Linked DNA regions of Mus musculus: all the other regions are linked to region 3. A link is a loop called in an ENCODE intact Hi-C map of the cell type or tissue named here. Cell type or tissue: left cerebral cortex. All regions are shown on one strand. Region 1 overlaps Shisa9 (shisa family member 9). Region 2 overlaps Shisa9 (shisa family member 9). Region 3 overlaps Shisa9 (shisa family member 9). Region 4 overlaps Shisa9 (shisa family member 9).

Region 1 (2,500 bases), 81 kb after region 3:
CTGGTAGGAAACTTTTCTAGAATCCTGATAACTGTGGACACTATAGTTTCTAGGAAAATGACTTCTTAGGTTTTGGGAGCTGACACTTAGAAATTGAGATTGGCTAGGAGACAGGGCTGAGGGGGTCCATAGGAGGGGGAAAGTGGTGTGTCCCACAGGATTTGCTTAGTCCCCTGGGAGTGGGAGCAGAGAGTGGAGAGAGGCTACAACAGCTAGTCTGTTACAGAGCTGGGGAGGAGTAGGGGTTGGACACAGAGGAGATGGGGGAGAATGAGCATTGGCTTGCCTATCTGCTTCACTGGCCTACTTGTTAGGCTTGTTTGAGGGTTCCCAGACAAAGCCTGGTGGAGTCGGGGGGAGGGGCCTAGAATAACAGAATGGAGGGGAGGTAGGGGAAGATGTATATAATCAGCCAAGTGGGGGCAGGGGGAGGCTGAAGCAGATGGTCTTCTACAGTGAGACCAGGGGATTGGAACTGAGTGAGAGGAGAGGGTCTGCAGTGCTTCTCTGGCTGGAGTGGCCTACTAGTCTCTGGGGCATGCCAGCTGGAGTTAGGAGCTGGAATAGAGTAATGATTGGGGAGAAGGAAGTTTGGATCTATGTGATCTACTATAGAGGTGACTGATGTGGGGGGAGGCTGCAGCAGGTGCTATTCTACAGAGCTGGGGTGTCCTTAAGACTGGAGCATTACATATGGTGAGAGAGAGAGAGAGAGAGAGAGAGAGCAGCCTATCAGCCTACCTGCTTCTTTGACTAGAGTCACCCTGAATTTTATTAACCATTATGGGAGAGAATAAGTTGAGCCTTAAGCTTTAAGATTTCCTCTCGAGGTAAGTTCCTGCTTTGCTTTGGTTTGGTTTTACTTCTGATAATTCTGCCTCTAGACCAGAACACAAGAGAGGCTCATAAGTGCCAAGAAATGCTACTTGACCTAAGTACTTTGTGTCTGACCAAAGGAGTAATTAGAAGCTGGGGTCCCATGAAAACAGATGAGAATAATGGTTTAATATCCTGTTGAATACCTTCAGATACTTTTCCATAAATAACTTGAGGGCTTCAAGGAAGGTCTAGAATGGTGTTTTTTGTTTGTTTGGTTGGTTTTTTTGTTTTGGTTTTGGTTTTTGGTTTTTGAGACAGGGTTTCTCTGTATAGCCCTGGCTGTCCTGGAACTCACTTTGTAGACCAGGCTGGCCTCGAACTCAGAAACCCGCTTGCCTCTGCCTCCCGAGTGCTGGGATCAAAGGCGTGTGCCACCATACCTGGCAGTCTAGAATGTTTTAAGCATCAGGAAAGGACATTAACAACTCTGTTCATTTTTCTTGATATCAGACATTGTGTGTATGTGAGTGTGTGTGTGATGCACACACGCGCATCTTTGTAATCCTTCCAACTTACACCGCACATCTTCCTCTCCTAGCTATTCTGCCCACACTGTAGCACATTACAAACACTTACATACTCACATACTCAGCTCCATTCAAGCACATAATCTTCACACTCACTAAAATACACTTCACACTCACATCTACAAGAGGATGTGCTCTATGTTCACATGGCCTTTGCACATGCCTACAAACACCTTAATGCTACATCATCATCCCCCATAGCATTACCCCTACCCCAACACAAAGAAACGCATGTGTTTTAGCCACAAGTATATATAACACACCTGTGACAAAGCTTTCTCACCCACAAAATAGATACACCTGGTATTCACATATCCTTCAAAGTCAAATTCATGCTCATGCCAATACCAAATCACTACAGCAAACCTCAGATCACCTTTATTCTATATTTTTGTCTGTCTGTTATCTGTATCTATATTTACACACACACTCCCTATACACGCACATGTCCTCATTCACCCACCTACACACCACATTCTCATTCACACACACATAATTCCCTCTCCCCGCCCCTCACAGATATCATATTCATTTTCTTGAGATCCTAATTCAACAGTGAAATTTGCCTGAGGCCACATACAATCAAAGTCCAGGAAAACACACACACACACACACACACACACACACACACACACACACACACACACACATTGTGTGTGTGTGTGTATTCTAAAGCTTAAAAAGTTTATGAGGAAACAAATTTTTTTTGCCTATTTTTAGCTCCCCAAGGTTTTAAATATGTCCTTAGTCCCCGTTCAAGCAGCTTCTGGCATTATGTAACTCCAGCAGCTCTGACTCCTGACGTCAGTGCCCGCTTACTCCAGTGATGGTGACTGACTGGCTTATGGAAGTGCGACACCCTTTTCTCCCCACCCCTTCCATCAGAGCAGCAGGTGCAGGCGTCCTAGAAGAGGTGGAGAGGGAAAGTTACTGCTGTGCTTAAGAGGTGGAATGTGGGGGATGGGGGAGGTGTGCTTTTAGCTGGAGTTCTGAGGCTCCTTGTACATTGAACCCTGCTTAGTAAATACTGAAGAGCAGACTGGTATGTGAAAAATTATCTAGGCCTGGCCCTTGCCTCTTCACACCTTATTTAT
Region 2 (2,500 bases), 100 kb before region 3:
TTGTGTGTTTGAACACTTGGTCTTGAGCTGGAGGTGTTGGGGGAAAGATTATAGACCGTTAGGAGGCGGGGCTTCTGTTTAAGTGAGTGGACTTCCTGTTTATTCATTGCTTCCTGACTGTGATCACAACATGAGCAGCTCCTTCTCCTGCTGCCACTGTGGACGATATCCCTTCAAACTGTAAGTCAAGGTAAGCTGCTTCTTGTCACAGTGATGGAAAATTATGATCATGACCTATACGTGACCATGCTCAAGACCAGGAGGTCTAACTATATATATATATATTTTTTTTCAGAGATTCCTTGATAGCGTGAATCAACCCAGTAATTTTTCTCTCTTTGTGCTCATTTAAGTTTAAAGGTCTAGAGGAGAGTCTGACTGGCCCACACTGAGTCACATCTTCAACCCTTGGCCTGGAGGGAGGTAGATGTTTTATTTGCTAGTTTCATCAAAACTGAGTAGTATATGGATGGAAAGAAATATACAGAAAGAAACCACTGCAATGATCATAAGTAGAGTATGGGTTGCTGAGTTCTTCAAAGGGGAAGCCAGCAAATCCCATTCTCCTTTTGGATTTCCTGTGTCTGGTGTTATTAGACTTAGACATCTATCCAGTAATTCCCATACCATCCAATTTCACCAACGTGACAATGCTGTCTGCATGGCCTCTTGGCCAGTGCCTCAACCCTTGGAGTGCAATTTTCCAGGGGTGATGTGTTTTCCCTGTGGTTTTATTTAGGCACAATCATGAAACCTATAGCATGTCTCCATCAAAAATTGGCTTGCATGATCATGAGGATAGATATTCAAATAATCATCAGGGAAGTATTATGTGTTCCCAACTATTACTAGCCATACAGTGTACTGCTAAGAGGTGTGAGAAGTCACATGAGCACATGGAGAAGTGTGTTTGTAGGGATATGGAGAGAACATGCTTGCTTGGCCAGAGGGAACATTCACGGGATGTGAGAATCTATAGAGAATGATGTGTGAAAAGCTTCAGAGACTTATGAAAGAATTTACAAGTGAGACTTTGGGAGCTCTTGCTTAGAGCCTGATAATCATTTTCTAACAGGTGTCTTGTGAGTTGTTGGGGTGATGGTTAGGAGAGACCTTTATGATAAGCTGGAGAAGTGTTCCAGCAGTCTTAAGCACAGCTGCCACTACCTTTCCCATGAAGTCTTTGTTCCAAACCTTCACCAGAGCCTTTTGAGGGTTGCTAGGAAACCAGGGATGCTTGAGCAGTTGTGATCTGATTACAATAAACTTCTAGGTTTCTGTGGTTGGAGGAGGAGCCAGGCTGGGCTGGTGCCATATTCTCTTACCTTACTGTGGAGTACAGTGAGCTATAAGTGTCTTTCAGTTGTGTGAATTCAACTCTGTGATCTCGGTTCAGGGATGAGGAGAAGAGAGTTGGTGGTGCTGGGGGGAGGGCAAGAGTATGAGCTTGTAACATAAATAATTCAAGTGTTCCCGTCCCCCTTCTACACAATGAGCATATGCTGGAAGTGAGACGGGAGACATGAGTCTGCTTCTGCCTCAGACACATTCACTTCCCACGAGCTGCTCCAGAGTGTGATTCTAGCATTTAAAGATATGCATTTTTCATATAACTTGGCCCCTAAATACAAGCTAGTTATATCATCTGGTGCTCAACCAAAGAAACAGCCATCCTGAGGAATTTGAGCGACACATGGCTGGAGCTGCCCCTTCTGGCCTCAGCTCTCTGCCTATGATATAAGCCCTTTCTTGGTAGCCCTGGGTGGCATCATATGATTTTGCCCATTTTCAGACTTATGACCTCACTAGGGATCAGAAAGGCTTACCTATTTATTCTGTTCCCTGGCATTGACTCTGAGATCACAGGCAATGCTCTCAGGTACCTGCATCTGATTGGCAAATCCTCTGTGAGGAATCCCCTGACTTTGCAGATTGCCAGTGACCTGTGTTCATATTTGTTGGAATTTTATGAATTGACTTTTAGATGGTCATTGAGCTTGGGGTTTTCCTGGATAGCTTTCCTTGGTCTTTGGGTAGTGTTTTTTGGTCAGTCATCTGTTCATTTGTTCATAGTATGTTCTTAAAAATGAATGTAGTACTCTATTTCAATACACCCATGTGTACATGCAGGAAAAAGGTCAAGAATATTGATCAGATGTTGGATGTCCTCTGTCCTGCTAAGTTTATTGTCCAATCTCCTAGAAATATTCTATGCATTTGTTAACATTTATGAGTACTTCTGTACCCTGCTCAACCTCACTCTCTAGTGGACACCTCACTTTCCTTGGACTTTTGTAACAATGTCCTACAGACTAGATAGCTTAACCATCAGAATATTTTTGCCTAATGGTTCTGGAAACTGGAAGATCAAAACCAGGGTATTGGCAGGTGGGTTCCTGGTGAGGTTTCTGGGAGGCAAGAGAGAGAAAGGGGTTTTATTTCTCTTCTTTTAAGTCTCTCTTCACTTAGCTCCCTTCTTTTGCTCACAGTTCCTAAATAC
Region 3 (2,500 bases):
TCCAGACTGAACTCATGGGAGCCTCACATGTGTTCATGCTTTTACCTCCCTGTGCCTCAGCTCCCCTGCCTGTGGTACCTACCATTGAAAGCTGCTTTCACTTTCCTACACTTTGGTTTCTCTATCTGTGCAACAGGCCGACCACACTCTCTGTAGAGATACAATGTTGCATGTGTAATATGCCACGCACCATTGTGCCTTCTGCATCGGAGATGCTTGGGAAAATACTGCTTGTGGGGAAAGGGAGAGTCTCGCTCACTGGTTACAGCACTGGCTAATCAAGCTGAAGGATTGGAGTTCTGATTCCCAGAACCGAGCTGGTGGAGGGGCCATCTCTTTCCCATTGCCTTGCCATCTTTAAGGAAAGTTTCCCAGGAGAGAACTCACATAAGGACAGTCAGCCTACTTACATGCTGCTCTGGGTCGTGGTGATAGTCTCCTTAAAGCACAAGGCTCATATGAACTTTTGGCCAGCCAGAGCAGGCTGATTCCCATCTGGGGACTGGGGCTTGGTGACTTTCCTCATCCTCTCTGTGTCCCACTGGAAGTTATGCAAGTAATTCTGGCAGATAGCCCAAGTTCTAACAAATATTGTGACTGGGCCATTGAGAAACCTAGCTTCCAGAATGACTCACAGTGGCAAAAGGCTCTTGTGTGTGTGTGTGTGTGTGTGTGCGCGCACACACACACACACACACACACACACACACACACACACACGCACACGCATGTGAATTTCACTGTTGAAGTGTGATCTTACAAGGCAGGGTGCAATGTCTGTAAGATCTGCTCCACCACCCTTTCTCTCTTGCAACCTACTCCATAATGAGGGCATCAGGAGGTGGGGTCTGTGGCAAATGATAAAGCCACAATGTTGAGATAGCAGGTGCTCCCTTTAAGAAGAGAGGTCCTTTGTGTTATGTGAAGTTACTGTGAGGAGACAGGGTCTATAAGGAAGGGGCCTGGATGAACACAATCTGCCTGTGTTTTGGGCTTCAACTTTCCAGCATCCACAACAGTGAGAAGAAAGTTTCTGTGGCTTACAAGCCCCTGGCACATGGCACTTTGGCACAGCAGCTTGAATGAACTAAGAGAGAGGGTGTCACTGAGAAATCCTACCATCTGGGATCTTCCTTTTTATAGTATGGTTTTAGTCATTTTTCCTTAAAGAAAAAAGTGTGTGCTTGCATGTGCATGCATGTGCATAAAAAATGGCCAGAGGTGGCTCCCTCCTTCCTTCTTCTGGTCCTCCCGCCTGCCCCACGACTGTCCCTGTTGCCTTGTCCCTGTCTCTGAAGGTCTCCTCACAGATCTTTCTTTCTTCCCAGCTTCTCCTCTCCCAGCACCCAGTCTCCCTGAGTTGGTACAGAAGCGCTGGTTACCTAGGAAACCACCACAGTGGGAACACATGCGATTGGTCAGATTGGGGCCTGACTCTGGGTTGATGGGCAGATTTTCGGGGTGATTCTCTCTTGTCTGCAGTATCTTCTGGGGGAGGGGCAATCTCAGGAATATGTCAGAGAAGTGGACTCGCCCTGGTAGGCTGGGCTTCTCCGCTGGGGAAGGCTTCCTGTCCTACTATGGATTTAGTTGCCTAAGGAGGCCAGGAGCATGGATTTCTACTGCACTAGGAGGCTGGGGAGTGAATGCAGGGTACTGCAATCCTCATGGCTAACACTGGCTAACACCTAGAGAGCAAAGAGCTGCCACTTTTTGTTATCAGTTAGCAAAACTGGACACAGGTGTTGTTTCTCTTCCTAGTCTACAGATGAGGAGAGGGAGGCTCAGGGGAATAAGTGAACTTGTAAATAAACAAGGTTTCCTGTTGTGGGGGCTTGGTAGCCCAGGCTGGCCTTGAATTGGAAATCCCCCTAATTTAGCCTTCTCTGCTAAATTACAGGTGTGTGCTACCTTGATCAGTCTTCGCTGATTCCTGGGGCTCTGGTGGAGGCCCCAGAGGGGGTGGGCCAGATAGTGTTCCGTGTCCCTTCAGCTCAGTCCTCCCTTAACCTTGATCCTTGTCTTTCTGGAGCAACCACTATTCGTTTCACGGAGCTCTTAAGTTCCTGGGAATGGAAGTGAAACCCCTGCTTACTCTTTATTTGAGAATGACAAGGAGGGGATGGGGTGTGTGGCTCAGTGGAAAGGCTCTTGCTTGGCATGCACAAGACTCTGGGTTTGACTCCAAGCATCACAGAAGAAGAAGAATTGGAGAAGTAGCAAGGGAAGAATAAGAGACAAGGACACACAGAGAGTGAGAGACAGATGGCAAATGTTTCTGCAGACGGGTAGATGGCAGTTACACAGCAGTGTGAGTATGCTCACTGACATCACAGCAATTAGAGATATTAAAGATGGCTAAGTTTTATGTTATCTCACCACCACCACCACCACCACCACCACCACCACCACCACCACCACCACCACCATCATGGTGTGTGTGTGTGTGTGTGTGTGTGTGTGTGTGTGTGTGTGTGTATGTGCATGTCCCTTTGTCTTA
Region 4 (2,500 bases), 89 kb after region 3:
ACATGCAAATGCAGTAGGCCAAGTGACAACTTCGTAGAAGCAGTTCTTATCTTCCATCTCTTACATTGGTTCTGTGGATCAAACTCAGGTCACCAGGCTTATGGCAAATTCCTATAACCACTGACCCATCTCACCAGCCCGCATTTTACTATTTAAGACAAACCTGAGAAATATGTTATAAGATAGCTATGGCTATCTTATATGTAAAAGAAATAAGAGTTAGGGAATTTATGGGTATTTTTAGTGCTTTCCTCTAAAGGTTACTTTGGCCAGCTCATAGAATTTTGGAATGAATTTTTGTTTGTTGTTTCTTTTTTTTTAAATGTGTATTTGTGTGTGTAGTGTATCTGTTTGTGGTTGGGTTAGAGCACATGCTGTGTGAGTAGACAGGCATGGACATATGGAGCCCGTAAGTCAATATCAGCATCTCTCTCTCTCTCTCTGTCTTTCTTTTTCCTTTTCTTTTCAAGAGAGGATCTTTTGTAGAGTCAGAGCTACTGGTTATCTAGACTGTGCAGTGAGCTACAGATGTCTGTCTGCCTCCCATCCCCCACCTAGCACTAGGTCTACAAACACAGGTCAGGTCACCAGGCCTGGTGGCTTGATGTGAGCACAGGAGACTACAATCAGGTACTCATGCAGCAGGAGGCATGTCACTGACCGAAATTTCTCTCCAACCCCTATTTATTGTTTTAAAGGCATAGATCAGAATGAAACAGATTAGGGAAAAAGGAAATGGCAGTTGCTCTTATCACCTCTCATCTTGGGTCCAGCTTTGCTACTGTAGTATCAAAATAAAGTCAAGACAAACATGACACTAACAACATGCCTTAACTCTAAGGGAAGTAATTGTGATTTCCTCATTAGCTCAGGTAGACTGCCTTAGAGATGTCCTCTGCCCTTCCGATGGGTAGATAGATAAATAGATAGGTGATAGATAGGTGATAGATGATAGATAAATAGATGATAGATAGATAGATGATAGGTGACAGATGATAGCTAGCTAGCTAGCTAGATGATAAATAGATAATAGGTAGGTCATAGATGATAGATGGTAGATAGATGATAGATATATAGATGATAGATAAATGATAGATAGATAGATAGATAGATAGATAGATAGATAGATAGATAGATAGATAGATAAATAGATGATAGATAAGAGAGAGAGGGCAGGGGTCAGGATAGATAGCAAGACAAGGCTAAACTTTGCTGTTCAAGGGGCCATTTGGTCAGTTCCATTTGGTAAAGCGCATCTTGCTGGGTCTTTAGCTTTTTTACTTTTCTCCTTTCTTCCTCCCCGACCTCTTTTGTATCCCCTGCATAGTAACAAGAGGCTCCTTCTGCTTCATCTTTCTCTCTCCCAGAATGAGAGAATGTGCTTGGAAACAGTTGCCGAGGGAGCAATCTTGTTTTTGAAAAAGAAATGACAAAAAAAAAGAGGAAAAAAAAAGTATTTGTGGGGATGCCAAACCACAGTGAGCCTTGTTTAAGCAGTTGAGGTGGTGGGAATGTGTTTACACATCCAGGAAACACAGGCTGTGTGTCTGCGATTGCTTACATAGATAGTATTCTGAAAGGACTTTATGATCTATCTTCTAATTCATTGCTACTGCTTCTGGTCCAGGAGAGTCCTAGTGCTATTCATGAAGCTTGAGTTAAGCAGCAGAAAATGACAGCCAATTTGAGCCTGTGGTTTCCTCATAGAAATCCAGGCACAGCCACAATGCATTATTGGGCGTATCCACAACTGCTGGAAGGATTACATGGGTGATGTGTGTACCATGTTTTGGATAAGGCCAACCACATAGCAAGCTCCAAATAAGAACTCATTATTGACTCTGTGCACACACACATGTCCTCGTCATCCTGTAAGCACACATTGATGGAGCCCTCAATGTGTGCTTACTCAATCCTTACTCAATTGTGTACACCATGAACTTGGCACACCTATCAGTGTATGTTGACCCAAGGGGTCTATTTACATCCATCACTGCAAGTAGATGAGTCAGGCATACTCAAGGTACATGACCCTAAATTGCATACACATCAAAACATAAAGCAGAGAACTGCAACTGAGCATTTATACATACAATTTGCAAGGTTTCATTGGAAACATAGCTGAGGGCATTGAAATCATTGTGATAAGAAGCTCACTTATAAAATTGTTCATGTTTCATCTTTTGATGGTTCCCAAAGGTTCCCAAAGATTACTGTCACCACTTCTCACTGTCCTCTAGATTTCTCCTAGTGAGGGCCCTCCCATGCTCGGTGGTGACCATTCATCTCCTCTCCCAGTTTTCCAGGACCTGGTGGTGAGGACAGCTTTAATCTTTCTCTGGGAAGAGTCTTTCAGAAACAGCCACTGGGATCCTGCCAGTCCCCACCTCTGTTTGTCTGCCATGGATAGTCATCTGCTTGACCATCTCTGCAATTATTTGTCTAACGTGGTCTCCTTGGAGCATGGAGGGGCCAGTCTCAAGAGCAAGTTCTTTCTGTG

What was found. A loop is a pair of places that touch in the nucleus more often than their neighbours do. Peaks named below come from ENCODE experiments on the same cell type or tissue, not always from the same donor. Only the 100,000 strongest peaks of a DNase experiment are listed, where the experiment ranks them.
Region 1: a loop joins it to region 3, with 3 times the contacts of the local background. A loop is called at or near these places in 5 of 42 quality-filtered maps.
Region 2: it touches region 3 in a loop (5-fold over the local background); 3 of 42 quality-filtered maps call a loop at or near these places.
Region 4: it touches region 3 in a loop (4-fold over the local background); 5 of 42 quality-filtered maps call a loop at or near these places.

Annotation. Positions count from the first base shown.
Region 1 is chr16:12,195,563-12,198,062 of GRCm38, forward strand. The region is part of intron 2 of Shisa9 (shisa family member 9); the gene reads left to right. Among named protein-coding and RNA genes, the nearest start is that of Shisa9, 210 kb to the left of the region's middle. In left cerebral cortex, no CTCF peak of the experiment used is centred here; DNase peaks (open chromatin) are centred at 1,508, 1,840 and 2,242; H3K27ac peaks cover 301 bases.
Region 2 is chr16:12,013,327-12,015,826 of GRCm38, forward strand. All of the region lies in intron 2 of Shisa9 (shisa family member 9), which reads left to right. Among named protein-coding and RNA genes, the nearest start is that of Shisa9, 30 kb to the left of the region's middle. In left cerebral cortex, no CTCF peak of the experiment used is centred here; a DNase peak (open chromatin) is centred at 1,478; H3K27ac peaks cover 729 bases.
Region 3 is chr16:12,114,066-12,116,565 of GRCm38, forward strand. The region is part of intron 2 of Shisa9 (shisa family member 9); the gene reads left to right. Among named protein-coding and RNA genes, the nearest start is that of Shisa9, 130 kb to the left of the region's middle. In left cerebral cortex, a CTCF peak has its summit at 1,229; DNase peaks (open chromatin) are centred at 1,141 and 1,362; H3K27ac peaks cover 863 bases.
Region 4 is chr16:12,202,703-12,205,202 of GRCm38, forward strand. The region is part of intron 2 of Shisa9 (shisa family member 9); the gene reads left to right. Among named protein-coding and RNA genes, the nearest start is that of Shisa9, 220 kb to the left of the region's middle. In left cerebral cortex, no CTCF peak of the experiment used is centred here; a DNase peak (open chromatin) is centred at 1,522.